Regions from separate parts of the Homo sapiens genome. Here region 1 is linked to region 2. A link is a loop called in an ENCODE intact Hi-C map of the cell type or tissue named here. Cell type or tissue: ascending aorta. All regions are shown on one strand. Each heading gives the region's core, and the rest is flanking DNA. Links, peaks and the distances in the headings are about the cores only. Region 1 holds the start of LOC642846 (DEAD/H (Asp-Glu-Ala-Asp/His) box polypeptide 11-like). Region 2 holds the start of LINC00612 (long intergenic non-protein coding RNA 612).

The links. A loop is a pair of places that touch in the nucleus more often than their neighbours do. Peaks named below come from ENCODE experiments on the same cell type or tissue, not always from the same donor. Only the 100,000 strongest peaks of a DNase experiment are listed, where the experiment ranks them.
Region 1: it touches region 2 in a loop (3-fold over the local background); 5 of 110 quality-filtered maps call a loop at or near these places.

The regions. Positions count from the first base shown.
Region 1 is chr12:9,274,556-9,291,786 of GRCh38, reverse strand. LOC642846 (DEAD/H (Asp-Glu-Ala-Asp/His) box polypeptide 11-like) reads right to left here and starts at 8,130. Exons shown (of 22, transcript NR_024374.1): 1 at 7,891-8,130; 2 at 3,438-3,585. RefSeq lists enhancers at 1,455-2,306, 7,684-8,532. In ascending aorta, for the core only: no CTCF peak of the experiment used is centred there; DNase peaks (open chromatin) are centred at 7,276, 7,816 and 8,106; H3K4me3 peaks cover 1,550 bases; H3K27ac peaks cover 654 bases.
Region 2 is chr12:9,058,847-9,074,034 of GRCh38, reverse strand. It overlaps A2M (alpha-2-macroglobulin), which reads left to right. Exons shown (of 36, transcript NM_000014.6): 30 at 1,164-1,382; 31 at 1,549-1,676; 32 at 3,457-3,547; 33 at 4,222-4,290; 34 at 5,193-5,295; 35 at 5,811-5,852; 36 at 6,196-6,327. The coding sequence ends at 6,212. LINC00612 (long intergenic non-protein coding RNA 612) reads left to right here and starts at 8,965. Exons shown (of 3, transcript NR_034140.1): 1 at 8,965-9,767; 2 at 15,159-15,188. It overlaps A2M-AS1 (A2M antisense RNA 1), which reads right to left and starts at 8,858. Exons shown (of 2, transcript NR_137425.1): 1 at 8,807-8,858; 2 at 5,980-8,209. It also overlaps a transcript of KLRG1 not described here. RefSeq lists silencers at 9,470-9,519, 9,580-9,629. In ascending aorta, for the core only: a CTCF peak has its summit at 9,738; DNase peaks (open chromatin) are centred at 7,688, 8,884, 9,384 and 9,704; H3K4me3 peaks cover 2,153 bases; H3K27ac peaks cover 2,974 bases.

The DNA.
Region 1 (17,231 bases), core at 3,542-11,541, 220 kb before region 2:
GGGCTGGGAGACACAATGGTTAGAAAGCCAGTGCCCTCCATTTGAAAGTGAGCTGAGGAAGTTCCTAAGGGTATGGTCAAAGTTATCTTTCAAAAACAACCGTGGTATACTCCGGCACAACAGCAAAAGAATAACTGAGGCCCACTGTTTTCTACATCCTGTAATAAGACCACAAAACTTTTAGACTGGAAAATGTTAAAAGGATTTATAACCAAAGGCTCACCTTCCTGGGGTATCATCAACAGTTACATGATTTATGCCAAGATAAGCAAATTCATTCACTCTGAACACCTGCTGGTTGCAGCAAGCATGGGGCTCAGAGCTGAGAACACAAAGGTGCAGAGCCCCTAGAAAATGCTCACAGGTTCACATGTAACATACAATTCGAGGGCATCATAGATCCCCGCAAAGCATGCATTCCAGGTTGGAGGACTCCCGGAACTGCAGTGTTACACAAGGCACAGCACACACCAAGTGGTAATGGTGACTCAACTTGATAGACCTGTAGAAGGCTTAAAAGGTGACTATCAAGGATAAACAGCATCTCGGGCAGCTAAGGTGGGGCACCTGTGCATCCAAGGCGGGGAAGGGCATGGTAGGCACAACAGGTAACACAGACCCCACTCAGGGTGTCCCACAGCATGGCTGCTCCTATGGGCTGGGGGACACCCAGGACAGGAGAAAACACTCTATTCAGGAGATGATTTAGAAGACAGAAGAATGTCAAAGGTAATAAAGCCACAGGGTACATTCACAGAGAGTGCACACAAGAAGATGAAGCTATAGAACCAGAAACATCGACAATTAAAGGCTGAGCATAGGAGGAAGATGCAGAAGCCTGGAGTGCAGAAGACTGAGATGGAAAGACCTGAGAGGGAGAAGATGGGTTGTCAGGCTAAACAAGGTAAAAGGGGTCAGGTACAGTGGCTCACGCCTGTCATCTCAGCACTATGGGAGGCCAAGGAGGGAGGATTGCTTGAGCCTAGGGGTTTAAGACCACCGGCCTGAGCAGCATAGTGAGATCTCATTTCTACAAATTAAAAAATTAGTTAGGTGTGATGGCGCACACCTGTAGTCCCAGCTGCTCAGGAGGCTGACGTGGGAAGATCACTTGATGCCAGAAGGTCGAGGCTGCAGTGAACCATGATCTTAACACTGCACTCGGCCCTGGGCAACAGAGCGACACCCTGTCTCTAAAATTAAACAAGGCAGAATGAACATGCACTCATCTGTGTTCCAAAGCACACTAAAATTAACCAAAGTAATATGGAGGCTTACACCCACAAAAACAAAGAAAGTGGAAGGAGTAATATGTTTTAGGAGAGAGGGAAAGAAGGCAGAGACATGGAAGTGATTCGGCAGAGACACTCAAGCCCAAGTGTCCCCAGAGATCTCCCCCACTCATTCTCAGAAAGACTCAGGAAGTGGTAGGAACACAGCAGGCCACTGAAAACAAAGGGACGGGTTGAAATTCTGTTTAAGAACAATTAGATTCCCAGGTTGCAATCCCTGCTCCTGCTCCTTGCAGAACACAGGAAGTGGGCTCTAAGTGGAAGCTGAGCTAGGAGAGCCCTGGAGGCAACTGGCAGATTGAGGAGGCAAGAGGGAGGGAGAGGAGGGTCAGGCTGAAAGCAGGCACTGAGGGGGACTCTCCACCTGGATCCCCTTCCCCAGACCACCTCCCGGAAGACCGGCTATTGGGCTTCAGCGTCTGTACCTGCTGGGCCAGAGCTCAGAGGCACCTGCTCTGGAGAGACCGAAGACTCTAGGGAAAATCCCACAGATGTGCTGGCAACTGGAGGCCCCCAACAAAGGAGCCCAGCCTGGCAGCCACAGCCAGCCTGCCCTGCAGACTCAGCCTTTCTGTGCCCTCTTCTTCAGCATACACAGGCAGTCCAGGGCTGCCAGACGTTTGAGGAAAGCCTCCAAACGGACATATACCCTGATGTGGTGTGGGTGCGGCCGTCTGTCCCCACTAACACTCATGCTGAAATCTGTCAAGTCAGTCTGAGGAGCAACTAATTCAAATGACAGGGAAAGGATGGAGGATTCCAGGAGGGCTCCAAGGTAAAAATGGAATTGGTCACTGCTGTGGACTGAATTGTATCCCCACCAAAATGCATGTTAAAAAAAAGTTTTTAAAGAACAAAAACCAAACAAAAGAAGCTGTGTATGGTGGTGTGCACCAGTAATCTTGGATCTTGCCAGCCACCAGGTACTTGGGAGGCTGAGAGGGGAAGATCGCTTGAGTTCGAGACCAGCCTGGGCCACATAGTGAGACTGCCCATCTTAACAAACAAACATATGTTGAAATCCTAACCCCGCCATGTGACTGTACTACAGATCTGGCCTTCAAGGGTAAAGGAGGTCATAAAGGAGCAGCCATAAGGGAGCAGCCCTTGTCCTCATAAAAGAGAAAGAGACACCAAAGATTTGTTTTTCTCCTCCTCCTCTTTTCTTGCTCCACAGTAAGAACGCAGCCATCTGCAAGCCAGGAAGAGACCCCCTCCCCAGAACCAGAACCCTGCCAGAATCTGGATCTTCAACTTTCCAGCCTCCAGAATGGTGAGAAAATAAATTCCTGTTAAGTCACCCAGTCTATGGTATTTTACTATGGCAGTCCTGGCCGACTAAGACAGGAGTTATCTGTATGGAAAATCATATTGAGAGGCCACTGGATGATGTGGGAGGAACTGGCATAGGTATATTAAAAACTAAACTAACTTTAAAAGGGCAATTATTAACTAGAGAAAACAGAATATTAAGACATATTGTTCAAGACAAAATTATGTTCAAAACATAATCATAACGCACTGGTTCACTCAGCAGAGACTAAAACTTAGAATTATATTTGAAGGATGGGGAACCGGAGGGAAAAGAGTTGGTAAGAAAGCCATCTCATCTACCGTAATAGGTAGGCACCAATGACTTCAGCCTAATTTTTCTCAGACCACAGAGCTATGTTTAAGACTTTAGGCACGGTGGCTCATGCCTGTAATCCTAGCACTTTGGGAGGCCGAAGTGGGCGGATCACGAGGTCAGGAGACTGAGATCATCCTGGCTAACATGGTGAAACCCTGTCTCTATTAAAACTACAAAAAATTAGCCGGGCGTGGCGGCGGGCACCCGTAGTCCCAGCAACTCAGGAGGCTGAGGCAGGAGAATGACGTGAACCCGGGAGGCGGAGCTTGCAGTGAGCCGAGATCGTCCCACTGCACTCCGGCCTGGGCGACACAGCGAGACTCCGTCTCAAAAAAAAAAAAAAAAAAAAAAAAAAGATTTTAATAGAGGAAGCGACTATTACTCAGAAAGATAAACTGAGAGAGACTACTCTGCCCAACTTCAAACTATGAAAATCTCTGGATGGGCAAACAGGAAAAGCTAGCACAGCTGCCGTTAAGTTGTCCTTTTCAGTATCTCTCACTGTTCATACTCACAGTGCCAGTTGGACTCTCAAATATCCCAATCTTGCCAGCCTCCAAAACCCGGTACAGCTCTGCCATGAAGTCTTCCTGGATGGAATAGGGTGTGAAGGGAAAAGGAAAATGGATGGCACCAACCTTCTGTGTTTCATTAGCCATGGACCTAGGAAAAATAAATACAACATTAGGGAGCTCTCTCATGGTCCAGGAAGAAGTGGCTTGAAATCTGGAGCATTATTTAAGAGCAGTCTCCACACTTGTTACCAAATTTCTCCTTTTTTTCTGGGAAGCAGAGACCATGTTCTCTCCATCCTTCGCAGGTCCACATGAGGCCATACCAGAATCACGCACTCCATCTAGCGGCATTTAACGGCTGTAGCAGAATGCAGACCAGGAAAGCCCCTAAACCCAATCTCCCCTGCATTTCACCGTGGCGCCGATACCTTTCTAATGCCTCTACAAAAGGCTTAGAGCTCTCTTCTCAAAGACCAGCACCCCTAAGATCAAGGGTGTTGCTCATAATGACTTTTGCAGCTTTCTTCTCCCACGTCTCTGCAATGCACATTCACAAGCCGAAGCTACTTCACTTTATCCCGTTGTGAAGTCCTGGAAAATCATGACGCACAGGCAGAGGACCATAAGCACAGCTTGTTTGGATAGCGCAAGTTAACATACACGTCCTTATCTTTTTTTTTTTTTTTTTTTTTTCCCAGACAGAGTCTCACTCTGTCACCCAGGCTGGAGTGCAGTGGCGCGATCTCGGCTCACTGCAAGCTCGCCTCCCGGGTTCACACCATTCTCCTGCCTCAGCCTCCCGAGTAGCTGGGACTACAGGCGCCCGCCACCACGGCCGGCTAATTTTTTTTTTTTTTTTTTTTTGGTAGAGACGGGGTTTCACCGTGTTAGCCAGGATGGTCTCGATCTCCTGACCTCGTGATCCGCCCGCCTTGGCCTCCCGAAGTGCTGGGATTACAGGCGTGAGCCACCGCACCCAGCCTACACGTCCTTATATTACAAGTATCTTTAGTTTGCTTCTTAGTTCATCCTGGCCTCCATTTCCAGCACCGACCAGAGCCGCCACCTACTAACTTTTCTGGCCTCAAGACCTATGAGCTTTCTGTTTGGCTCCAGACAGGAGAGCTCTCTTCACAGCCACGGGGCTCTGGCTGAAACAGCTTCCCAGCACTGAGACCAGGCATTTCTCTTTCCTTGCTAGGCTAAGGTCTAAGAAAAACTCTGCTCCATGTTGACGTCATCTTTTTTTTCCTCCTCTTCTGAACCTAATTATCTCTGAGACAGTGATTCAAGGAAGAAAGGAGAAGTAAACGCTATCTGGAGGCCTGACTCTTCCATCCTGGTTCCCACACCTCTCTCTTTGGAACTCACTTCTCCAAGCTCTTTGCCAGGTCTGTCTCTTCTAAGCACAAATGTTAGTAAGTCCCAAACCCATTTTACTAATATTAGTAGATCGAGAGCCCATCTTTATAACTTTGGCCTCAGTAAGACTAGTGATAGTGTCACTCTACGAGGGGAAAGGTAGTTGCCATGATGCTCTTCGGTTTAGGGGCAATTAAAATGACTACAGATTGGTGGCAGTTTATGGATTTGCACAAGAAGAGAGAACTCACAGAACTAGCATTATTTTACCCTCTGTCTTTACAGAGGTATATTTGGCTGTTTTGTTAGACATTCTGGGGACAAGAAAAAATGAAAAAAGAAAAACATGACTACAGAGGTAGAGGAATTATTACAAGAAGGGTAATTAAAAAATATGACTTACAATTCAATCCTGAGAGAGGGGTATGTACTGAAAAAGCTTTAACACATGAAGGAAAGGGGAGGAAAGGTACCTAACAAATTTTTGAGTACCTCCTATGTGTTAAACACTCTACAGTGGTCTTTTGCTTTTATTATCTCATTTAATCTGTACAACACTATAAGGATACAGCTACTGGATACTGATGCTTACAGAAATTAAATAATTGCTCAAACTCACAGCTAAAAAGTGGAAAACCAGGGATTCGAATCCAGATCCAAATGACTGTGCTTTAGTGAAGCTCATCCAGTCGCAAGAGATATCCAGCATAAGTAAAGGGAGGTTCACTGAAGGGAGGTTCACAAACTGAGAGTAAGAATTGAAACTATCTGGGAAAGCCAAAAACAGAAGCAGACTAGAGCTGCAAGGCAGCTCGGACTTCAAGACAGCTCCAGGAACGTCACCAGCAAACACACACCCACGGGGTTCACTCTCCTGCTCAGCCAGGCGCCGGATACAGCCACAATCTCACTCCCTCAGCGCACTCGGTTTCTGCTTATCCCAAACTTTCGCTTACACGTGGCCTCATCAGCCCCTGGACCTTTCAGCTTCAGCTCCCACTGCCAAGTAAAAAGTCTTTATGTCTCCTCGTTCTGAATCCCAAGACAAAAAGCTGACCAGCAGCTCCTCTCAAGACAGAGCACTGGTCAGCCTAAGACTGGTCTGGCTCCCAGCCTCATCTACTCAGCTCGGGCCTTGCACTTGCTGCTCCCCTTGGCCTGGAGAAGGAGTCCTCCTCAATATCCAGGCTTTGGCTCACCTCCTCAGAGAAGCCTCTCCGGCTGTCTGGCCGCTGGACAGTGGTCAAACACCACCCCCACTCCTCACCCCCTAGCTTGCTCTAAGTCACTTTTTAAAAATCACATTACTCTGTATTTAATTTATTCATAGCTCTTAGCACCATCTGAACCTATTTATTCTTCCTCACTGGAATATACATTCCATAAATAGAGGAACCTTGTCTGTCTTGCTCTTCTCTGGCTCCAGGACTCAGAACTAGGTGCTTCAACACCTCATAGGCATTCAACAAAAATCTGATGAATGAATGAGGAGCCAGCCAGACATCGGGGCTGTAAGTAAAGGTTTCTCTTCCGAGGCTGGGTAACGGAGGTCCCATGACTTGAATACCTATTAGTTAAATGGCCAGTTCTTTAATGGTTTCAAACCGTTTTCAGATAACCCCACAAAAACCCTGTGTGGTATTTTTATAAGCTCTATTTTATAGAGAAAGAAACTGAGACTCAGTAAACTTATATGACTTGCCCAAGGTCACTCAGCAAGTGCTTGAACTCAGGATTTGAACCACATCTGCCAGACCCCCAAGCCACCTGAAACTTTCTATCTCCTCACTTTTCCTCCCACCAGGGTAAGTGGGATAAAAAAGACAGATTTGGTGACCAAACTCTAGAATGACAACACTAAACAATACAGAAGAAACGTTAAGTATTATTTCACTTCCCCATCAGTGGTAATTATGGATCTCATTATTCCAGAAGCAGCACAGGCTAAATCATAGAGGTTTAGATAAATCTGAGTATAACGGATTCACTAAGCCCTATTAAAAACATTTGCAGCGACTTGTTCAGCCCTCTTCAGGTTGGCTGTGTGGAGGACAACCATCACCTCCCAGTGCCAAGGCACACACCAGGACAGCAAAGCTCACGCTCATAAAACGAGGTTAGAGTTGTGAAAGCACTTCAGGAACATATTAGTTCTTAACGTGTTCATTTTCTTCAGTCCCCAATTATCACTCATTACCGAGTACAGACTATTGTTGTGGGCTCAGTTGTGTCCTCCCCACATTGATCTTGGACATCCCAAGCCTCTGGGACTGTGAGAAAACACATTTCTGTGTCTAAGCCACCCAGTTTATGGTATTTTGTCACGGCAGCCGGGGCTGACCAAGACAACTATGTGGCAGGTACTACCTACCGTATGGCCCTAAAATGTTTTAACTTCACACACCTGGAAAGCACCACAGCCCCAAGAGAAAAGCTTTTCCGCACTGCTGTTAAGCCAGGGCCACACACTGCAGTGCTGCGGTGCTCCACCAGCTGGAGGATGGCCTGGCCCATAATACCCGCATTCCCACCTTGCTCTGGCCCTGTGTCCCCTCCAACGTGCATCCTGAGCTCGCAACCTGTGTGGAACCCAACCAGCTGCTTATCAACATTTAAGTCCACTTTTATGACACTTCCGTCAACAATCTGGTCAACTGCACTCATCCCTGGCCTCCGTACTGTACCCTGCTCCGCCTCGATTCCCGCCCCGGGGGAAGCTAGACTCACGCAGCTAACTTTATCGGCTCTGGGCTCTGATCGCCAAGTTTAGGATCCCAGCTGTATCCTTGCTAAAGTTAGTATCGCTGGGGCTCAGTTTCTGTAAGAGACAGGTGGGTTACAAGCGCTCACTCACTGTTGCAGTGTCTTATCTACGTAACATAATCCATGAAAAGCTCAACACAGCTAGGCCAAATCTAAGACCCAGACACGCGGCTGCTGTTAATGCCGACTCCTGCGCACCGCGCCGTTCCACCGCAGGCACAACCTTCCTAGGCCGGCCCCGTCCCCACACAGGGGTTCCCGCTTGTCAATCACGCTGGCCCGGCCCTCCACTTCCGGAATGTTTTTCCGCTCCGGACGGGCCACCCACCTTTGCAAACAGGGGTCCGGTGCCGGAACAGACGCCCAGTTTGCGATTTCACCAGTCTGCCCTTCCTCGTCCCGCTGTTCCTCGTCCTAAGGACCTCTGCTGCCACACAGCACTGCGCTCACCTTCTTCGCCGGCAGAATTGCTACGCTGAAAGCCAGGCCCCGGGAATCAGGGCAAACGCCACTGAATTTGAAACTGGCGGGTGGCCTCAGTGAAAGGCTGCCGGAACAACCCCCGCCGCTGCGCATGCGCACTCCGGGACGCGCGCTAACACGCAACAGCCAGAATCTATTTTATAATTAACCCAGCAATATTTTCTCAAGAAATAATAATAAACTAGAAGAATGTAAATGAGAACCGCATTCTTTCTTACATTAAGTGACATTTTTAATGATTATACAGAATATATGTGTGTGTGTGTGTGTGTGTGTGTGTGTGTGTATTCATCTATGTCACTAACAAAAGAGAAAGAAGGCCCTGTGATCTGCTGATAAAACTATATAATTGACTCTGTTATGTGATTGCTTGTACAAAGACTGACTTCACATCATCTGAAGTTATTCTTAAGTCATTCTCCTTGAAATATTATTGCTTCATTCTATATTAAATATATGCATACAATTCAATTTATCCATTCATCTTTTTATATACTTTTAAGAAAGAAAAAGCAAGTGTTGTTTCTCATGGGCACATAATTCTTTTCATTTATTTATTCAACAAATAATTATTGAATGCTTGTTATTAGTGGATATACTTCTGAATAATAAGAAACAGTGAAAAACAAGACATCTCTGCCTTATATTCCAGAGAGGAGAGACAGGCAATAAACAAGAAATATAAGTAAGTTCATTTTATAACATGTCATAAAATGACAAATGTTATTTTTAAAAAGGCACAGCAAGGGAGATCAAGAGTATCATAAGATTGGGGTTAGACTTTGCAGTTTTAAATGCTGTGATCAGGGTAGACCTCATTGAGAAGCTGATAGATGAGCAAAGGTTTAAGGCAGTAAGGAAGTTAGCTATCAGAACATATACAGAAGAACAATACAACAGAAGATAATAAAAGGTGTGAAGGCTTCAAGTCAAGTAGAAAGATTCTCAACTGCCAAAGAAAAGCAAGGAGTTTAGTATGGCTGAGGAGGTGAAGGTAGGAGACCCATCAGGTTGGGGTTGTGGTAACTGGGGATCCCAGTGTTTGCATGTACAAGTATGGGACATTTCATTCTCCTGAGCAAAACTTCCATTGGTGATTCACTAAGAGCAAGAAAGAAGACTAGTCTGGATGACTTAGAATGAACACACCAGTGTTTCTGTAAATAGAATTATATGATTTGTAATGTGTTTGTGTATACGTGTTTGTGTGTGTGTATGTGGAATCTTTTGCTCAGTTCTATATTCATGGGATTCATTGACACTGATGCAGTTAACATTATTCTATTTCATTGAAAAACACTATAAAGTTTTAATTGTATGAATATGCCACAATTTACATATCCTGTTGTGGGACATTTGAGTTGTTTTCAATTTAGAGCTATTACAAATAATGCAACCGCAAATGTTCTTATACGTGACTTTTTGCACATTTGCTGTCACTCTCCTGGGTATTTATGTAGCGGTAAAAATTGCTGGGACAGAGGCTCTGTGGATGATGAATTCTAGTAGATAATGATGATTCATTTTCACAATTGGATGAGAGATTCGGTTGCTCCACATCCTCACTAAAACTTGGCATTATGAATCTTAACTTTAACCATTTTGGAGGATATGTAGAGATTTCATTGTGGTATTAATTTGCATTTCTCTGGAGACCAAGTACCTTTTCATATATTTATTAGCTATTTGGATGTTTTGTGTAAGGTGCTAGGTCTTTTTCTAATTTATTTCTGGAAGTCTTCAATATATTCTGGGTATAAGCACTTGTCAATTATATATACAGAAAATATCTTTTTCTTCTCTGTGACTTTTCCTTTCACTCTCCTAATAATGTTTTTAATGAATAAAAATTTTAATTCTAATATAAAAAGCAAGACTGGGCTGGTAGAAGATTATTTTCCACTAGGGCAGTTTCTAATAATATGTATAGAAGGAAGCGCCATTGCAGTATTGACTAAAGCAGGCTGGTGGAATTACAGCTCAGTTGACAAGCCCACTGGCCTGATCTCTGAATATTAATATAGTGTCATATTAAGTGTGAGTCTTTCTAATAAGACAAAAAGCACATTCATCATGTTCTTTTTATCATTTGTTCTACGTCTCAGTATCCATGCAGGGAAATACTTGAAGGATGGAAACGTAGTCTGTAATCTCCTGATTTTTCCAGCCTGTTCTCTGCCAGCCCAAGTATTCACAAGGATAGAAAACGTACAGGATTATTCAGCATATTAACATGGTAGATAAATTTTACAACCAATAATCCTGCTTTTTTTGTTTATGAAAAGTATTGCTATTCACATCCCTTATGTGCTAATACATGCATTAATTTCATTCCACATATGCCAATGATTCCAGCTCTGCCTCCCCCAATGTATACTCAAGTGGCAAGGATACTTTCGGTCTCAACCCACCCAAAGTTGCTCAATGCTTCGTAAACACATTTCTCTTTGAAAATAAAGTTGGTTTAGAAATATGTCCAAAGGTAATAATGTCTTTTGTAGAGTTCCTTTGAAAAGTAGCTTTATTTTGGATCATTTGAAAAATCTGTTATACAATTAATGTATCAAAACTATTCTCAATTACAAAGTCAACTTTTTTCACATATATCTCTTCTCTTCTAGTCCCTATATTTAATGCTACAATTACAGTCGTAACTTACCTTTGTCTTGTCTTTTTCATGAAAGTTTTTGTTGTTGTGATGACATCTCCAGGTTTATCGCTTTTGATAAACATATACTATTTGTTAGGGCGCTATGACATTTATCTTTGACTTTGACATTTGGCTAAAATCTTTTAGTTACAGTCAGCTTTGCCCTCAGTTTATGTCAGTGTCATTTCTGGGATCCTTGAAATTATGAATGATCAATAATCTTACGATTGTTGTAAGCAATGTTATAAAACCACTGTCATCATGCTGTAATATAATCAAGGCATAACTTATGAGTTGATTTTAATATACATTTTCTCTTTCAGTTATAATATGTATTTTAGATGTATCTTGGAGTGAAAAACGCCTTGCTTGTCTCTTACAAAAAGATAAATCAAAATATTAATATTTGCACAAATTCTCTTTTGCACAAACTCTCTTAATCAAGGCATCATAAGCCCATTGTAGGTATCATATACCCATCTGTCTTAAAACAATTTCTGGTATAAGAAAAACATGATGTTAGAAATTGATTCTTTTGGCCTGTTCTGAAATTTTCAGTACTCATACATATTGTAGAGGTGACAGAAATGATTACAATTCACATTTAAAATTCCCCTCTTCCCTTTTCCAACTCTTGTCAATGTTGTATTCCCCCTGAGAGTTCCATAAGAATAAAGCAGAAAGCATGGAAAGAAATACCAAAGTAGGGTTGTCTTACTTCATCTAGGTAACAAATATTCAGCACAACTCTTCATCTTAGAATTGCAAAGTGGGAGAGTCATCCCGGGAATATATATTAGTGAGTTTATTGAAATTAAAAATAATGCAACATTTTTTTCTGTTAGAAATAAGTCCAGTTTGACTGGTTATTTTGACAATAAGGACTGGCTTTGCAAATCAGGTTACTGGTGGAGACTTCCTTTAAATGAAATGAGCTAAATGTGCAGGTTATGGTTCTGATCAGATAAAAGCCTTTTATGAGGCTTTATATTGACAAAGTATATTAAAATAAATGATATTTCAAAATTTCCAAACTTTCTGAGTATATTTGGTAAAAGTTGTGTTTTTAAGTAAGAAAGTAATGATTGGTGGCCGTTTATAAGTCCTTTTAAGCCTTTATTGAATACTTTCTAGGAACCGAGAATAAGAATGATCATAATGGCTGATTTCCAAATCCTGTTGCAATTGACCTGGTTTAGCACTTTGCTTTCAATAAAATTACAGAGGACTTATCAGCTGATAGATAATTAAAAGTAATTTTTAATGGTTATAATGTGACCTTTGGCTTTTAACATGGAAGCCTAAATAATTAGATAACATTGTTATAATAGAACGTCCCCTATTTCTATTTCTCTCTTTATGTGAACAGGTTTCCTTAGTGCTTACATCTATACAATAGAAAACAGAATAGCAATATTCTAGAATTGAAATAGAGCAGGGTAGAACAAATAGAGAATAGATGAAACTTGTTTTAATCCAGCAATAAGCAATATTCATCCAAGAATACACAATCTTAGGGAGCCAGCTGGAATACATGATTTATTTCACTAAAAAATTATTTTTGAACAAAATGTTCTCATTTTTAATATCTATTAAGATTATAGCAGATATATAATTTTATAAATAGTATATTGATAATAATTTTAATGATAATGCAACCTAGAAAACATTTATTACTAATTAGAACTTTACAGGCTCAAGAATATTTTTATAATAATCTTTGATGATCTTTAGTTGCAGAAACATATAATAGGGCGATCAATAAAATATATTGAAGTATGCAACTCCAGGATAAAATTACCTGAGGAAGTAGAATGAAAATATAAGACCAAAAAGAAACAAGAGTGATATAAAATTTCCTGCTGGTGAAAAAAGTGTTCATGTGTGTTTTACAGGAACGGTGGTGGCCAAAAAAAATCACTGCAGTGTCTACATTTCATCGGATACATTTAAAAAGTGGTATTACATTTTATTTTTTAAACATCAGTATTATACTACACTTATTTTAGTGTAGACACTTTAGATGTCAAGTGTATGTAAGATATTACATGTTTAATAAAATTCTTTTAAGGAATACAAGGAAAATGTTTGAAGATCCCAAGAGTATAGAAGCCTTAGCTGACAGTGCTGAGAAAGTATTGTGTTTACCCTATAATGTCAAATGTTTCAAATGTATCAACTAAAATATTTTAATTAAAAATTAAAATGATAAAATTCTGATAATTCTTGAGATTTATTCTTCTATTCCAGAAGTTCAAACTGTGATGACAATTTTTGCTTCATACGTACAAAAAAGGATTTTATGTTTAGTCATTCAGCATTTGGTCAAATACAGGTTTGGTACGTATCTAAAAAGTATGATCATGCCTGGAAAAAGTGATATAGAGACCTCTTAAAAGTCATTTACTGCTTATTATAGGTTAATTTATCCCATATTAAACTGATAGAGAATAAGCACGTTTATGGTAATCTAGGGGTGAGGGTGGGATGTGGGAAGAGCTGGGAAGATGAGTGGAAGTAAGAGAGCATACAAATGGAGCCAAAATAAAGCAGAAGAGTTTTACAATTACCCAAGCAAGCATTTGTCGACTACAAGGGCCAACACAATGTATTACTACAGTTTATTCCATTTGACTTGGCATTTTTTTTAGCCATAGTTTATCATCATTGGAATTTTAATAGCTTACATATCTACAGTTTTGCAGTCCACCAAGGGTTGTCACATACATCATCTTTACTTCTCCATCACTCTTTCAGGTCATATAGAAAAGTGTATGTCAAGATCTGCCTAGCCCCAATTTAGAAAGGAACACAGTAAAATATTCCCCGTTCTCAGAAGTGCCTATTTCTCTTCACATCTTATTTTATAGTTGAAATCAGTTCTTTATTCAAAATATCCAGACTTCAATTTTATAAGGCCCTAGTTTTATTAATTTAACAATGGGACCTTTCTTATTTTCAGTGTTCCATAAAAATAAATTCTAACATCTGAATCCCCTTTGGAAAGCAAATAGGATGATGCATCACTGTTGATAAAATATTTTCTATCACTCAGGATAAAATTAAATAAGAATGTTCATCAGAGAGAGATCATTTTCTTAGAGAATAAAATAAATTAACTGAATTTATATTCTAGATGTTGAATGAATTAAGAAACAGTAATTATATATTACATATGTTGTTATACCCAATGAACTGCCCTTTTTAAAATAGTAAATATAAGAATACTTATACAGATCAAAAGTGAATCTTTCAAGCAATGGAGAGGTTGCTCCCAAACTTGTCTTATTTAAAATTCTATGACAGATTTCACTTCCTTGTTTCACTGAAGAGCCAGTTAGGATGAATCTTGGGTGAAGAATGTATGTTGTGCTCCCTAGACTACCAAAACATATTTGGGATATGGATTTACATTAATACCTCTTTTTAAAACTGCAAGAATATTGGTTTATTTCATCAAACCATGTAATTTGTTTTGTGTTTTCATGAAAATAGTTTTAAAACTGATTAATGACCTGAGCTAGTGGTAGCCTCAAACTACTATTTTTCAGGAATTTAGAAAATTTGGGAAAGTGGATAAATTAATACATATGGTCATGAAAATGATCTGGAATTGATTTTTTTATGCTGGAAGTAGTTAATATGTTACAAAAATAAATGATTGGCAGTTTACTTTCACTGCCCATCAGATGAAATAAAAACCAGTGAGTTGGAGCAAGAACAGGGTTAAAAGAATCGAGGGCTCAGGCTCCCATTCTGCCCTCTTCCTTTCTGTACCGTGATGGGAAATCAACTGCCCCCGCCAGTCTTGATCCTGCTTTTCCTGCTCCTTCCCAGTGATGCTGCAGCTGCTGCAGAACCATAAGCATTATTTCCAGAAAATTAAATTGTCCTCCTTTTTTCCCGTTCTATTATCTCTTTGATCTGTATTTCCTAATTCCCTACACAATTTTCTGCTGTCAAAAGGGCCAGGAAGTATCAGCAAGTCATTACTACTCATGTGGAAAGAGACATCCTCCAATTTCAGGAAAGTCACAGACATAAGGCAGCAACATCTATGAAACATTTACCAAAAAAGAATATAGAATTCCTACCCAAAAAGGGATACATTTTTTTATTGATTCATAAAATGGATTGCACGTCGTGACAATTGTGAAATGACTCAGTATCTGTGTTTTCCTCAAATAAGGGATTGCCAAGATGAATGTATGCTCTACAGACAAGCCAGGATTTGTGTGTCAGTTCACTCAATCCTTTGGCACACCTTTAGGAGCTGGCATTGGGTCTTGGGAATCTACAGATTAGCAAAATTCAGACGCCGCCCTCAACACCTCACAGTATGGAAAAGTAGAGAGATGGTGCACAGAGAATGAACTATAGAAGAAAAACAGAAGCAGGCATTGCAGGATTCTGTCAGAATACTTCCAAAGAATGACCACTCTTCATGAGGCCTGATGTAAGAGAGAGGGCTTCACCAAATTCTGCACAGAGAAAGTCACTTTTGAGATATGTGTTATGAAGCAAACAGAAGTTTTCTGGGTAGACAGGGACACTCAGGAAGAGAGAGAAGAGTGTGTACACGTACAGCATCCCCAGATGTAGTGTGTCTGGGTGCTTGTGAGAGGCAATTGGTGAGAGGAGAGTGGTATTTTCCTCTGGGTGTATATGGCAATATGTCTGGTGATTAGCCTGGCTCAGCTTGCCTCGTCTCCATCACCAAAGAGCTAAAGAAAGAAAAGAAAAGAAAAGAAAAGAAAAGAAAAGAAAAGAGCTAAAGAAAGAAAAGGCCCTGCTCCCAAGGTCATACTGAAAAGCAATTCAGCTTCTCCCCATGTATTAAATGTTATATTTTTCCTAGTTTCCTGGAACAAAGAGATCTGTAGTATCATCCATGCAAAACCCAAGACCGCATGCAGAGAGGTTCTTAATGCTTTCAATGATGATTTGTTGATTGATTTGCATATTGAAATTATGAAATTTTTATCCAAAATATATAATAACTCATGGATTGCTTACCCATGGCTATTGACAGCTTTGCTAATATTATGTGGGTGAGTACTTCACAACAGAAGAGAAGCATATCTGGGGTTTAACTTCTGGTTTTCTCAGTTCCTCAGATCTTTTGGGTTGGCCTTTGGAGAATACACTCCTGCTAAAATCTGTCTCTGTTCTATGATTGGTGACAAAAGCAAAGATTATTTAGAAAATGGCCATAATAATGATGTCTTTTTGACCCCTCCATAGTTAATCTGGACTTCTCCCCTCCACAGGTAGTACCTAGTGCTGGTCCCATCACACCTCTACACTGGAGTTCCTGAAAAGACCTGTGTCATCCTTAATCACCTGAATGAGATGGTGGCACTGAAAGTAACTCTGATGTACAAAATGCAGAAGAGATCCCTCCTCACAGACCTGGTGACGAAGAGGAACTATTTCTACTGCAGTTCCTTCATGGTCAGTACTGATCCTTGAAATAAGGGAGCTGGATAGAGAAAGAGCACATTAGCTGATACCTTTGGTTCTAATCCTTTGAAAATAAAAAATGCATAATGAAAGAAAAATAAGAAGTACAGAGTGAATCTCAATTTAGATTTTAAGAATGGAAGTTCTACTGAATATGCTCACAGCTTACATGATATTTACAAACAGAGTGCCATGCATAAAATTTAACAGTAGTTATAGAAAGGATTTAATCTGATCTTAAACTTCTGAGGTAAATAATATTCATACCATTACAGATAGAAACACTGAGATTTATAAAGTCAAATAACTTATCTAAGATCTCACCAATGGTTGATAGTGGATGTATTGTCCTTTTAATCTTTTACTACTTAAGGTATTAATTGTTTAATCATATGTAGTTACCACAAATAATAACATAAAATTTTTTTTGAGACAGGGTCTCTTTCTGGCACCCAGGCTGGAGTGCAGTGGTGCCATCACGGCTCACTGCAGCCTTGACCTCCCAGGCTCAGGTGATCCTCCCACCTCAGCCTCCTGAGTAACTGGGACTATAGATAGGCACCACCATGCCTGGATGATTTTTTGATTTTCTGTAGAGGTGGGGGTCTCACTATGGTTCCCAGGCTGGTCTTGAACTCCTGGGCTCAAGCAATCTGCCCACCTTGGCCTCCCGAAGTGCTGGGACTATAGGCATGAGCCACCGTGCCTGGCCAGATAATATATAATGTTGTTGACCTTTGAAAAATAAAATTTAATAATTATTTTAATATCACCATTTTGCTGTGAAAATGCAAGCATCCCATTTCAGTCATAACTGGCTTGAAGAATTAGCTCATTTTATTGCAATATTTTCTCCTTCAATCATGTTACTGTCATGTTACAACATCATAATAATCTACTTTTAAGACAAGGAGCATTATCCTTGACTTTGTCCCTTACTAATTCTCAGGGACTAACCAGGAAGACAGAAACTCCTAATGGCTGAGAAATTCAGAAGTAAGTCTGGGCAGATTCTTCAGCTCATTTCTGTTTTACAGATTCCAGAATTACCATCTTCCTGGGTGGTCATTGCT
Region 2 (15,188 bases), core at 5,760-13,759:
CTCACTGCAACCTCCATCTCCCAGGTTCAAGCGATTCTAGTGCCTCAGCCTCCCAAGTATCTAGGATTACAGTCATGTGCAATCATGCCTGGCTAATTTTTGTATTTTTAGTAGAGACGAGGTTTTGCCATGTTGCCCAGGCTGATCTCGAAGTCCTGAGCTCAGGCAATCCATCCGCCTTGGCCTCACAAAGTGCTAGGATTATAGGTGTGAGCCACTGCGTCCAGCCCCCTATTCACCTCTTAATACACAAACATTTATTCATCAGGAGCATAAAGAACTGTCTTTATTCATCCAACCTCCTAAATCTAGCTATATAACCATGTATCTGAACAATTCATTGATATGTACACAGCAGAAAGTTTTATCTTCAGAGAATTCGGATGTTTGCTTATATACCCTAAAACGGAAAAAATGTGACAAAATGGCATTCCATCCTATTTCCATTGTATTAATCTTTTATCATATGAATGAAAAAAACTAAGTAATTTTGTTAAAGGTTATCATTCATTTATTAGAAACATATTATTTGAAGGAGGCCAAGCAGGTTTAATGTTGTTGAGGATACATACCAGCAGACATTCACTGGGAACAGGAAATCATCCAATAAAAAGGGAAAGCCAAATAAAAATGTCATTAAATCCAGAAGATAATTATAATACTCATCTTTTATTTCTTTTGGAGAAACTGAAGCATGACTCTGCTCATGGCTGCAAAGAACCTTGGGTTCTCTCCAGGACACTGACCTCAGCAACTGAGCAAAGTTTAATATGGGAGAGAGCCAGACTGAACTTTGCTTGAGTGGTGGCAGATATGAGCATAGTTGTCAAGAAAGACATGTTAGCAAATAGCTGATGCCAATAACTGATTGCCATTCACATGTTTTCCACATTCCATGTCCCACATATACTTACAGAGAGAAAAGGATCAATTTTCTGATAAATAAAATAAACATGTAGGGCATACAGTCCAAGGTAGATATGTGAATGTTATGGTTCTTCAACTATCTAAAGATTATAATCAATCTTGAAATTACAGCTCCTATATTTAAGTAGTGAGGGAAGTAGGAAATCAAAGTCCCTCACATGGGTCTTTGAAAAATATCTCAGCCCTCAAAGCCTTATAATGCCCAATGGGTTCTCTCACTCATCTGTCTCTAACAGGACACAGTGGTGGCTCTCCATGCTCTGTCCAAATATGGAGCAGCCACATTTACCAGGACTGGGAAGGCTGCACAGGTGACTATCCAGTCTTCAGGGACATTTTCCAGCAAATTCCAAGTGGACAACAACAACCGCCTGTTACTGCAGCAGGTCTCATTGCCAGAGCTGCCTGGGGAATACAGCATGAAAGTGACAGGAGAAGGATGTGTCTACCTCCAGGTGAGACTCTTGGGCAGGTGAGGACAGGACAGATGAGGACAGCAGCTGTTCTCTCTGAGAAGTCCTAACTCAGAAAACAATGGGACAGATCAGAGAAAGGGTTAGGGACGTGGACAGGAATTCTGGGAAAGGGCAAAAAACTGATTTTGTCTTTGATGTTCTATAGACATCCTTGAAATACAATATTCTCCCAGAAAAGGAAGAGTTCCCCTTTGCTTTAGGAGTGCAGACTCTGCCTCAAACTTGTGATGAACCCAAAGCCCACACCAGCTTCCAAATCTCCCTAAGTGTCAGGTAAGACCTTCTGACTCTATCACCTAATCCTAAGAATAACCACCAGTCTTCTTTCGGGAACTCCTCTTTAAGTAAAGCAGTGCAACAGTAGATATTTGCACTATTCACAAAAAATGCAATGTATTCTCTTAAGTTGATATAATTTCTCAATGATGGGGTTTACATTGTCCATCCAGGATCTACTATTGTGCAACCTCATTGTTTAAAGGGTAATAATTTCCCTCAATAACAACTAAGTAAATATTACCCATTGCCTCTGACCTGAATTCCTTGTTATGTAATGAAATCCTATATTATTCTTGCTTTATTGAAGATAGAGATGAAGAATTATTGAAAAGTTTGAATAGAAGGAAGTAGTGACTCCTTAGTTAGAATTCCTACTGGCAATAATAAATCTCAGGTTATATATGATATAATTAATTTGGGGGGAAGATACACTTATATGCATCAATATTTAAATAGCTGCAGATCTGATAAAAAACTCTCTCTCCACAAACATATTATTACTTGGTTGGAGATACTATTCAGGAAAAAAGTTAGGACAAAATACATGTAACAAATAACTGGCACACATCAAAAAGAATGAGATCATGACCTTTGCAGGAACATGGATGGAGATGGAGGTCATTATCCTTGGCAAACTAGCACAGGAATGGAAAACCAAACACTGCATGTTCTCATTTGTAAGTGGGAGCTAAATGATGAGAACATATGGACACAAAAAGGAGAACAACAGACACCAGAGCCTACTTGAGGGTTAAGGATGGGAGGAGGGAGAAGATCAGAAAAAAACAACAATTCAGTGCAAAATTTAGTACCCAAGTGATAAAGTAATCTGTACACCAAACCCCCATGACACGAGTTTACCTATATAACAAACCTGCATGTGTACGCCTGAACCTAAAAGTTAAGTATATATATATATATTTTTTTCATTTAATTTGGTGTATATATATGCCAAAAAATAAATTAAGCAGTCCAAATTTCGGATGCAAACTCTCGGGGACAAGACGCTAGGTGTTTCTAAGTGTTTTGTTGAAAGCCAGTGTTTAAGTAAACATTATAAATTATTGTTGTTTTTGTAAATAATGTAGACTGAAATTTATTATTCATAATATACATCATTTTGTCAGCTGAAAGAAAATAAAAGTAAACAAATAAATAAAATAACTGGCATAGATTAGAGGTCACAAACAGCCTGTGCATCACTTGTAGAGCTTTCTTAAAATGCAGATCCTCAGCCGGGCGTGGTGGCTCACGCCTGTAATCTCAGCACTTTGGGAGGCCAAGGCGGGCAGATTACCTTAGGTCGGGAGTTCAAGACCAGCCTGACCAACATGGAGAAACCCCGTCTGTACTAAAAATACAAAATTAGTCGGACGTGGTGGTGCATGCCTGTAATCCCAGCTACTCGGGAGGCTGAGGCAGGAGAATCACTTGAACCCAGGAGGCGGAGGTTGCGGTGAGCCGAAATCATGCCATTGCACTCCAGCCTGGGCAAGAAGAGTGAAAAACTCCATCAAAAAAAAAAAATGCAGATCCTCAGCCCCCATACACTAGACATTCTGATTCATCAGGTCTAGAGTAGGGCCTGGTCTCTGTGGCTTTAACAGGCTTCCTAAAAATTCTACGCACACCACTTTTACAAACCACTGGGATAAGATATTTGGGAAGACTTACGTGTACCTTTTAGAGCTGTGGAATGCTTAACATGGACATAGAAGAAGAAAATATTTAAAAACACAGAAAACCCTAATCCTTTCCTCCCCTGGATCCTCAGTTACACAGGGAGCCGCTCTGCCTCCAACATGGCGATCGTTGATGTGAAGATGGTCTCTGGCTTCATTCCCCTGAAGCCAACAGTGAAAATGGTAGGTTTATCATAACCCCAGACTGCCCTATTTTATTTAATGATGTATGTATCCCCAGCATAAGACAATACTAATATCAAAATACTATTAAAGTCAATCTCTATCAAAGCCTTATCCTTTTTCCAGCTCAGAAATATAATCACATGTGTTTGTATGAATGCTGACCATGTGCAGAGCACTGTGCTAGGACCCATGACTACAAGAAAAAGATTGTCAGCAGGTTCCTGCTTTTCAATTTCTTCTTAGCTTAGAATTTTGCTAAGAAGATAAAAGATATGAACACGAACCAGTGAAAAATATGAAAATGACTGATTGGCATAAACTATAAGTATTACAGAAGTTAAAAGAAAAATAGAGCAAGCAAAACAGGAAAAAAACTCCTTATGAAGAAATAGAAACTGAATTGAACTTTGAAATATGAGTAACTACCAAGTTTAGGATACTTAGCTGTCTTTTCTTCAGATAAATAACTTTACACATTAGTCGTGTGTTATACTAATAGTAAACCCTTTATGCCTTTCATTTTTAATTGTATTACATTATATATTTCCTTACAAAAAGCATTTGAAGAATTCTACCCTCAGGGTTATTTTGGCAATACAAAGATTTTTTCTCTGGATCCCCCAGGGGTTTCATCTATTTATTAACATTTGTGGTATTTCAATTTTCTTCAGCTTGAAAGATCTAACCATGTGAGCCGGACAGAAGTCAGCAGCAACCATGTCTTGATTTACCTTGATAAGGTAAGAGAACTTCCAGTCTATTTGCAAAAAAACGTAGATAATAATCCTCTAAGGGAACATCTGGGAAGGTAAATGCATTTTAGAAACATCACTTCCATGCTAGAAATTTGAGAATTCTAATGTTAACTCTAAAAGAATGTTCTTCTCTCCTTTATTTATATTTCACCAGGGATTACAGGTAGAAATGGCTTATTATGATCTTGGGATATGAATATTCCTAAAATCCCATAAGCAAGAAATCTTCACAAAATGTGTTTATTATGTTGACAAGTTTTTTGGATACCCAGTAATATAAGGAAGTAGCCCTTGTGATTAGTCAATTATTAGTTAATTATCAACATACTCAACAACAATATGAAAGGGAAAAAAAACTGTCAGTCTCCACAAGGACTTGAACCATAAAATAATAAGACCAGTTCACCAGTAAACCAATCTGATTTTATAGATATGTGTGGTAGGAGAGTTTGTTCATGCATAAGTTGATGGGAATTATAGTTTACAAATTTTATGAAACTTAAGCCTGGGAAGATCAACCTTTTAGATGCCTCTTTGAGTCTACGCAAGTATTCCTGCAAGACAGAGAAGTCAAACTATACCAAATCTCTGGATATTAAAAAATGAACACAGTTAGTCATCCAATAAAAAGTATATATCATTTACCCCCATGAACAGAGCTATGTATTGGCATTGACAGAGGTATATGCGTTATGTTAGTTATTTAAGAAATAATCTGGAGAATTTATCATCCCCTCTGAGAGATTTCTGCACAATTTAATTAAGGACCCTATAGTGTGCTGTAGGATAATAAAGCTTTTCCCCCAAAAAACAGGTGAATACTTAAACTAATTCAAAGAGAGAAGAAAGCTTCCTGAAAGGTCATTTAATTGACTTTTGCTTTCCAGGTGTCAAATCAGACACTGAGCTTGTTCTTCACGGTTCTGCAAGATGTCCCAGTAAGAGATCTGAAACCAGCCATAGTGAAAGTCTATGATTACTACGAGACGGGTGAGTGAGAGTGATTTTCACGTAGAAATATTTAATTCCTGATCACAGAAATTCAGGTTTAGGAGATGTGTTGGGGTTATTTATTACATTAAGTAATTACATTATCACTTCATTTTGTCTCCATCAAGTCTGATGCCCCTCTTTTTGTCTCTTATACATACATTATAGAAACAACCTACATTATAAATTTATCAACTACTAATACAAAACACCTGTGGGATATTTAGTTCCCTTTTCATCAGATAAATGGACTGTATGACAATATGAGATTTAAGTAAGTAGAACATCTGAAGAGTCCTTCAGGAGTTTGGGATAAAAGAATATATAAAACACTATATTTGAAAGGAGAATATAAGGTAGCAAGCAACACATCAGATGAATGATGCTTATGTTTCTGGTACAATACTGTTCTTCCCACAACAAACTCCTTCCTTGGCCTGTATCCCACAGATGTTTGCTTTCTTTCTCACTTCATGTAATGATTTCTGGTTTTTTGTTGGTTTTTTTTTTTTCAGATGAGTTTGCAATTGCTGAGTACAATGCTCCTTGCAGCAAAGGTAAGCCACTCACACTCCTCCAAAAGGCAGTCAGAGCTCCTTCAGCTTGCCCCCCAAACCTTCTCCTTCATAAAACGCTGGGTAAATATTTGTCAAAAACATCAAATTACTCACACTGCACATTATTATAGAAAAACACATTTATTGGAGAGGGCCGCTGACTCTGTCAAACCTCAGAGAGTCCATAGGATTGCTTATGGGTAATGATTTGGAATAGATTTGGTTTCCCACTGTACTGATTAGGTTTCCTTGGGCACTATGCTACCCAGAACTAAGGGAAAGAATACTCTCTGCTCATGGAGACCCAAATCTGTCTTAATTTTTTTTCTTTCCAATGTCACAGATCTTGGAAATGCTTGAAGACCACAAGGCTGAAAAGTGCTTTGCTGGAGTCCTGTTCTCAGAGCTCCACAGAAGACACGTGTTTTTGTATCTTTAAAGACTTGATGAATAAACACTTTTTCTGGTCAATGTCTTTCCCTGTTTCCTGTTCATTCAATAAATATCATTGTACATTTCCATATGATTCCCAATAGAATACCAAGATTAAACTTAAAGGAATCAAGTGCTGAAGGACTTCAGAATACAAAAAAATGATACAGTGATGTCGGTCTGAGTAGGCTTCATGTAAGGACTGTGGGGAAAGAAGAAAGTATTGGGTTATGTACTAGGAAAGTGTAAAGTGTGTTTGGTTATGGGAATACCCTATGAAAAACCCAAAGGGTGAATTTTTATGAGAAAATAAAAGACTGACTTCACCAGAAAAGACTTTTTACATTAAAATGAAGTAGAATGAAATACAACATTGAACATGTCATATTGAGAGGCAAGATAATTGGGACTTGACCTGAATTGGGAGTGATGTGTCCTATGTTACACCAAAATCTGCCACTGATGAGAGTGATCAGTCAGTTAACCTGGGGTTTCAGATTCAATAATAGATGAGCTGAAAATAATGAAGGGAGGATTCATGCAGAAGCACGTTTTCTCAGAAGAAGGAATGTGTATGACTCAAAGTCCAAATAGGAGTATTATATTGGATCATCTTTCTTCTGGAACTTTGAGCCAGGATTAAAGGATAGCTGTAAAGTCAAGGAGATATTCTGATGCAGAAATCAGTTCTCACAACATCTGATTGATGTCTGATGTCTCACAACATCTCTTTAGTCTATTTTTAAAATATATAATTTTCTTTGCAGTAAGTATTGCGACATATATTTCCATTCTATAGAAGGGGAAGCAAAACTTCAGGAGTTTTTGAAGTAGGAAAGGTTAAAGCAGGAGGATTGAGCCAAGAGAGTCTGAGGACAATCGTAGGAGTCCTACTCTTCATTTGGCACAAAAATGACAATGCTTAGTTAGGCAGAAGGTGAGTATGGATTGTATAAACTAAGAACTGGAAAAGACTTTGCAGTTCAAGGAATCCTTAGCTCTGTCTCCAGGCTAGACAAAATAAGAAATAAAAGCTATCACTTCTGTGTGGTGCTTATAGAATAGAATTAACATATCAGCATTATGGGATCTTTAGGGTGTCGCTTTCCTGGCCAGTCTAGTGGCACCTTTGCCTGAGTTTTGCTCTGGGCCCACTGGGCTGCTTCTGCCCACTCGCACTTGCTACCAACCTGGATCCCGGATCCAAGGGAGATTGAGACGGGTGGAGCAGAGGGGTGTGCTAGGGGTGTGTGAGCAAGCGTGGCCACTGTGCAGTCACACACACAAGCTGCTGCCCAGGTTGGGCAGCTCCAGGTGCCAGCACAGGCTCTCCATGAGGTGGCTGGACCAGGCACACAACAAACAGCTTCCCCCTGGACCAGGCGCATCACAAGCAGCTTCCAACAGTGGCACTGGCGAATGCAGTGACGCCAACCAGGGCCCCAAAGAGGGAGTCACAGCCCGGGCTCAAGGAGCTCCCAGGTCTGGGCTTCTCCGAGGGCCAGAGCTCTTCTCTCCCTGTGGGGAGCAAGGGGCATGTTGCAGCCCTGTTTGTGTTACAGCTCTTTTAACCTTGCTGTGCAGCTCCTCAGCTCCTGCATCAAGCAGACAAGTGGAGAATGAGACAGATGAAGAGGAGCATTACTGAGCAATGGAACAGAAGGATAAGGAAGATGAAGAGGAAGGAGACCTGCAGTTAGTAGCTCATTTCCACAGTAAGGATGTCCTTTCCACAGCAAGGGTGTCCCAACGAGTGTTCAGCTTCTAGCAGAACGGAGACCCTGGAGTGGCTGGCTCCTCTCTGCAAACAGGTCTTCCCATTGAGTGTTCAGCTTTCAGCAGAGAGGAGGTTCTGGAATGGGTAGTTTCTCTCCACAGGTAGGTCATCCATTGTCTTCCCATCCTCTCTTCCAATCTAGCTGAGTCTGGGGGATTTTATGAGCCTCAGAGGGAGGAAATGCATGCTGATTGGTCCATGGGCAGCCATGAGTGGGCCCAGGGAGCAGCACCACAAGTTACCTCTCTGGTCTGCAGGCTTCAAGCCCTCACCAGCTTGAGGGTGGGACTTCACTGGGGACCCATCCCCTTCCACCCAGGAACCTGTCTGCCTCCTGCTCCCAGGCTGTTCATGCCAAGGAGCGCCTGCAAGTCAGTGTCCAGCTGTCTTCAGACCCCTCTCAGCCTCCCTCCCACGCTTGTTGGTGCCCAAGTTCCAAAGGGGGCCGAGACGGCAGGGGGCTGGCGTATCAGCACTGTCCTGAGCGTGTGCACGCTCGGCCAGGCTGTGACAGTACCCAGGCTCGGCCCGACCTTGCTCTGAGTTCAGAGTGGGTGCTAACAGTGGAGAGAAGCCAGGCAGCCGGAGTAGGCACCCTGGAGCCTGCAGTGGGCAGGGGACTTTGCTGGGCCTCTGAGAGCACAGAAAATGTCCACAGCCGCGGCAAGGTGGCTGCAGCTGCACCCTGGGAGCTCCTGCTCCACCAGTTCGGAAGGGGCGGGGCTCCTGCTTGTCCCTGGCTCACCTGCTCCTGAGTGTGCAGGTCCGGTGGCGCCTCCTTGCAGGCTGGGCTGATGGGCGGGGGCGGGGGGGGGGGGGGGGAGGAAGGGAATGTTCCAGGTCCTCCCTGGGCCCGGGACTGTGTCCGGGGCAGGGATGACGTCGCTGCAAGTTCTTCCCGTGGCCCCGGGGCTCAGGGGCAGCCCAGGACTCTCCCTCGCCCGGCTCACGGCCCTGCCTGGGGGGCGCCTCCGGGAGCAGATCACGAGCCCTGGGGCTCAGCCCTCAGGCGCGTCTAGCTCGGCGGTCACCCCAGTGCCGGGAGGACCCTGAAGACGCGCCCCAGGCGGCCCTACTCAGAGCCTCCTCCCAAGGCCCAGGAATGCGGCGCTGTCGGAGGTGTGCGCGGTGGCCACACCGCTGTCCGGGTCCCCAAAGCGGGCCCCGCTCCCACTTCTCGCCTTGGCCCCGAACCCTGGGTCCAGCCCCAGCGCTTTGTGTGCGAACACCGCTCCGCCCCGGACCCAGCTCCGCCTTGGGGCCCCTCTCTGCCTGCCCCTCCGTGCCCGACTACACTGCTTCCCCTCCGGCGGGCGACTCAGCCCGGTCCATCGTGGCGGCTTCCAGGGCGGCAGGCTCCGGGAGTACTCCCGGGGCCGGCTCCAAGGACTGTTCCCCTCCTCCCCACTCCCACTCCGCGGCGGCGGCGGGCGAGAGCGGCGACATAGGGCCAGGGTCCGGAGCGGTGGAGGCTCCTGGCCGGGGAGCACGTCGCCCCACCCGGCAACGCGAGGATGGTGGCGGCGCAGTCGGCTGCTTTGGGGTCTCAAGGCACAGGGGACGCGAGGCACAGATGTCCCACAGCAGCCACTGCGGCTCCCGCAGCTGCTCCGCCGCCGCTGCCCGCCCCTCCCTGCTGCAGCTGGCGTGATGGCAGCGGCAGCTCTGGACGCCCCACTGCTGCCACCATCAGCCTTGTGAAATAGGTACTACCTTAACAAATGAAATTGAAGCAGAGACATGTAATTTGCCCAAAGTTACTAAGTTAGTGACAAAGCTAGAATTCAAGACCAAGAAGTCTAGCTTCCATGCTCTTAACTTCCAACCATGGTGACACCTCAAACAACTTCAGACAAAAAGGCCAGGAGAAAGTATATTTCAGAGCTTAATAAACATTATAATTAGCTGTCAAATTAAGTATCAAGCCAGGGCACAGAACATAAAAGAAATCAGAGTATGGCTATGGGAACAAGACAACAGGATTATAATTTTACCTCTTGGTTCTAGTTTTTTTCTTTGTTCATATGGAAATCGTTACTGAAAAGGTACTTTAAGGATATGCTTGTTGCAAATCATTAGCTGTATCACTGACCAAGAGTGTTTATTCCTGAAATACTAACTGATTGCCTACTATCTGCCAGGCACAATATCCCATGCTATAATACAAAATTAAACAAAATAGGATTCCTCCCTTAGAAAAACTCACCGCAGAGTAAAAGAAAAAGATACACATCTGGGTCATTATAATGATCAGGTGCTCAAGCTATTCATTGCCCCAGTGGACTGGAGATACAATGGCCTTCTCAAGTTTTGGGGTATTACACTCAAATTCATATGTAATACTGGAGAAAAGGCCTAATTACAACTTAAACTGGATTTCCCACCAGCCTGGTGGCATGGGAATCTTGGAATTAAAATTACGTAGAATTTTTAAAAGTGATGTATCTTCTACATCTGATTTTGTGAACTGAAGTTTATTCTTTCCAGGAAAGCATATAGATACACGACAGGAAATGAAATGGATACTTGTTGGGGTCAGTTTTATGTATAGTTTGTATTTTATTTTGAAATATGATACACTGCTATTCTCTTGCATTTTCTTATATGTGACTCACCACTAACCCTATATTCCCCCATTTCAGGCCAGTTGGTCATAAGCATCCATTTGCCTCAGAGAATACTGGGTTGTTATGACAAGAATATAAAGTTGGAAAGAAATAGAATATTTGAGTCTACCCTGTAAGAATAAAAAGAATAAAAGGGGTTTAAATTTATTTAGACCCTATTGTTTAATCAAGAATTCTGGCCAGGAGCAGTGGTTCATGCCTATAATCCCAATGCTTTAGGAGGCCAAGGCAGGAGGATCATTTGAGGCCAAGAGTTTGAGACCAGCCTGGGCAAATTATTGCTCGGGAAAAAAAGGTCTTATTTAGTATTTTAGTCTTTACAATGTTTTTTTCTATTATGCAATATTCTCTCAAATACTTTATGTCCATCCACGTTGTCTGAGACATGCCACTTTAACATTCTAGTTATGCTGTAGCTGTCATTTTACCCTAAGCCGTTAGTAGTACTGATCCACATAAAATTGGGCTGTTTAGGTGTTTAACTGTTTAAATGTATAATATATCTGATATATTTATATATTGTATAAAAAATCACCTAACACAATAGATATTTACTATGTCTGCTATAAATATATATCATATAACATATAACAATATATTATAAATGATAATATACTATAATATAAAATATAATAAATATATTATAAATGTACAATATATCCGATATAAATATATAAATATGTCAACTATATTATACATATAAATGTATATGTATAATATATACATATATGTATAATACAATGTATTTATTATGTATATATATAAATGTATATGTATAATATATAAATGTATAATATATCTGATATAAACATATCAGATATATTATCCATCTATTGTGTCAGGTGATTCTTTATACAATATATAAATATATCAGATATATTATCCATCTATTGTGTCAGGTGATTTTTTATACAATATATAAATATATCAGATACATTATCCATCTATTGTGTCAGGTGATTTTTTATACAATATATAAATATATCAGATATATTATCCATCTATTGTGTCAGGTGATTTTTTATACAATATACAAATATATCAGATATATTATCCATCTATTGTGTCAGGTGATTTTTTATACAATATATAAATATATCAGATACATTATCCATCTATTGTGTCAGGTGATTTTTTATACAATATATAAATATATCAGATATATTATCCATCTATTGTGTCAGGTGATTTTTTATACAATATATAAATATATCAGATATATTATCCATCTATTGTGTCAGGTGATTTTTTATACAATATATAAATATATCAGATATATTACATATCTATTGTGTCAGGTGATTTCTTATACGATATATAAATATATCAGATATATTATCCATCTATTGTGTCAGGTGATTTTTTATACACTATATAAATATATCAGATATACTATACAGTTCAGCCCATCAAAGCACCATATTTTGGGGGGTTGGTTTCCGTGTCCCAACACTAGCTACGAAAATATTAGCTATTAGCTACCTATAACTCTTCAGTAGTAAATTCAAGAAACGTAAAGTAATTCTCTTCATTAAGTTCTTGCCTTGTCTACTAAAAAAATGGTCATCACCGATGTGGACAATGAAGACCTGTGGGGTTAAAAGCTCTAACTAGTATGCCTCCAAGATTCTTTGATTGCCTGCCATCATGATCGAAGAATAAATAACTTCTTTTTCATCTTATTTATTTATTTTTTGTAGAGATAGGGTCTCGCTATGCTGCCCAGGCTGGTCTCAAACTCCTGGGCTCAAGAGATCCTTCTACTTAAGCCTCTCAAAGTGCTGGAATTACAGGGGTGAGTCACCACGACTGACCATTAATAATTTCTTTCAATGACACTTTAACATAGGCTCATTCATCTTTACCTCTAAAGAAAAGTCTTTCTGGTCTTTTTAAAATTATATTTTTTGGCCAGGCACAATGGCCAGGTGCGGTGGCTGACACCTGTAATCCTAGCACTTTGGGAGGCCAAGGTAGGAAGATTGCTTGAGGCCAGGAGTGCAAGACCAACCTGGCAAACATCTGGAAAACATAGCAAGGCCCCATCTCTATTAAAAAAAAATTAATTCTATTTTTCTAAGAGAAAAAAGATTCCCAATTCAACAACACTTTTCAAAAACTTTATCTGGCAGCTACTCAGGAGATTGAGATGGGAGGATCATATGAAGCCCAGGAATTCAAAACCAGTGTGGGCAACATAGTGAGATCCTATCTCATAAAAAAATAAAAAATAAAAAAAGCTTTACTTGGAATACAACCCATGACTCTGGTTATAAATACAAAATTCTTCAAATTCATTTAAAGGAATTTAATCCTAGCTTCTCGGATGAAAAAAGGAAATAATATTCACAATTTGATCCATCATCAGTAGACAAGTTAAATGTGTTTCACAAAAGCAAGACATATTAATTAAGCAAAATCATATTCGAGTAACCACAGGAAATATAAATATACTGTCTCTTACCTAGAGAAATCTTATAGTCTAATTGTGAAGATAGTCTTCACGTGACGAAAAAGATCATCATTAATCCAAAACATATAAGTTATAAAGAAGCGACATATACCAGCAATTCTAAAATCTGGTTAGCATCCTTTGTAGAATTTATTTTAAAATGCAGATATCCAGGTCTCATCAATAAAGATTTAATTAATTATTTTTGGGGATGTGCTCAGACATCTGCGTTTTTTGTTTTTTGTTTTCGTTTTTTTGTTTTTTGAGATGGAGTCTCACTCTGTTGCCCAGGCTGGAGTGCAATGGCGCAATCTCAGCTCACTGCAACCTCTGCTCCCAGGTTCAAGCAATTCTTCTGCCTCAGCCTCCCTAGGAGCTGGAACTATAGGCGCCCACCACCACGTTGGGCTAACAGGCATCTATGTTTTTAATGAACTCTGTAGGTGGTTCTATCATGCAGTTAGTTTTCAGAACCATTCACACTGACAGTAAAGGCTATTTATTCCCAGCAGTTGAAAGACCACTAAGGACACAGGAATAGTTAGCAAAGCTACTTAAAGATGCCAGGGCTGGGGCCGGGTGCGATGGCTCACGCCTGTAATCCCAGCACTTTGGGAGGCCAAGGTGGGCAGATCATGAGGTCAGGAGATCGAGACCATCCTGGCTAACACAATGAAGCCCCGTCTCTACAAACAAACAAACAAACAAACAAAATACAAAAAATTAGCCGGATGTGGTGGCGGGCACCTGTAGTCCCAACTACTCGGGAGGCTGAGGCAGCAGAATGGCTTGAACCCAGGAGGCGGAGCTTGCAGTGAGCCGAGATCACGCCACTGCACTCCAGCCTGGGCGACAGAGCGAAACTCCATCTCAAAAAAAAAAAAAAAAAAAAAAAAAAGATGCCAGGGCTGGCTGGGCACAGTGGCTCACACCTGTAACCCCAACACTTTGGTTTGGGAGGCCAAGGCGGATGGATTGCTTGAGTTCAGGGGTTCAAGACCAGCCCAGGAAACATGGCAAAACCTCATCTCTACCAAAAACACAAAAATTAGCCGGGCATAGTGGCATGCACCTGTGGTCCCAGCTACTCAGGAGGCTGAGGTGGGAGGATAGCTGGAGCCTGGGAAGCTGCAGTGATCAGTGATCATGTCACCACACTCCAGCCTCGGTGACAGAGCAAGAACCTGTCTCAACATACATACATGCATATATAAAATTAAACATAAAAACAAAAATAAATAAAGATGTCAGGGCTTATGTTGAACCTTAACTGAGAGCAAGATTCAAAAGACACTGAGGCTTATTTTTCTTTCTTATATCTATAGTTACACAGGGAGCTGTCTAATCTTGGATGTATCCAAGTTGATATCTGGTTTTATCCATTGAAACCCACAGTGAAAATGGTAAATAGGTGCTAGGTGTTTGGATTTTTTTAATCCAATGTAAGAATAAAACAATGGTATCCTAATAATGTCAAAGCAACATTGGTCATAATCTAAGGAAATTGAATTCATATAGTACCAAATATATATTTAGCATTGTGCTAGGTGCTGATACATTCTAGATAAAAATATTACACATGGGTAACCAAAACTGTCAAATGACATTTCAGGGCAAGATATAATTAAGTACCAAAATCATTGGCATAGTCTTTAAGTACTGTGAAATGTAGAGAAAGCTGAGATGAATGGCAGTGTAGAGACAGATGGCTTTGCAAATCATCTCAGATGACTAGCTATCCAATGTGAGGACACTTCTCCCTCACCTTCAAACAAATGCTAAAGACGCCTGTTACTTAATCATATGAATATTCAATCTTGTATCTAATGTGGTGGTATTCATAATACTCTGTATATGTTTTCATCTTACTGGACAAGTGTCTTCGAACTCATTTAAATGAATTTAACCCCAGCTTTGTTTATGTATAGACTTCTTCAATCTCATAGTCTATTTGTCTCTTTGTACCCCACAGGCTTTCTTTATTCAGTAACACTGGTGATTTCTCTTATTTTCCTTAGCTTGAAAGATCTAGCCACGTGAGCAGGACA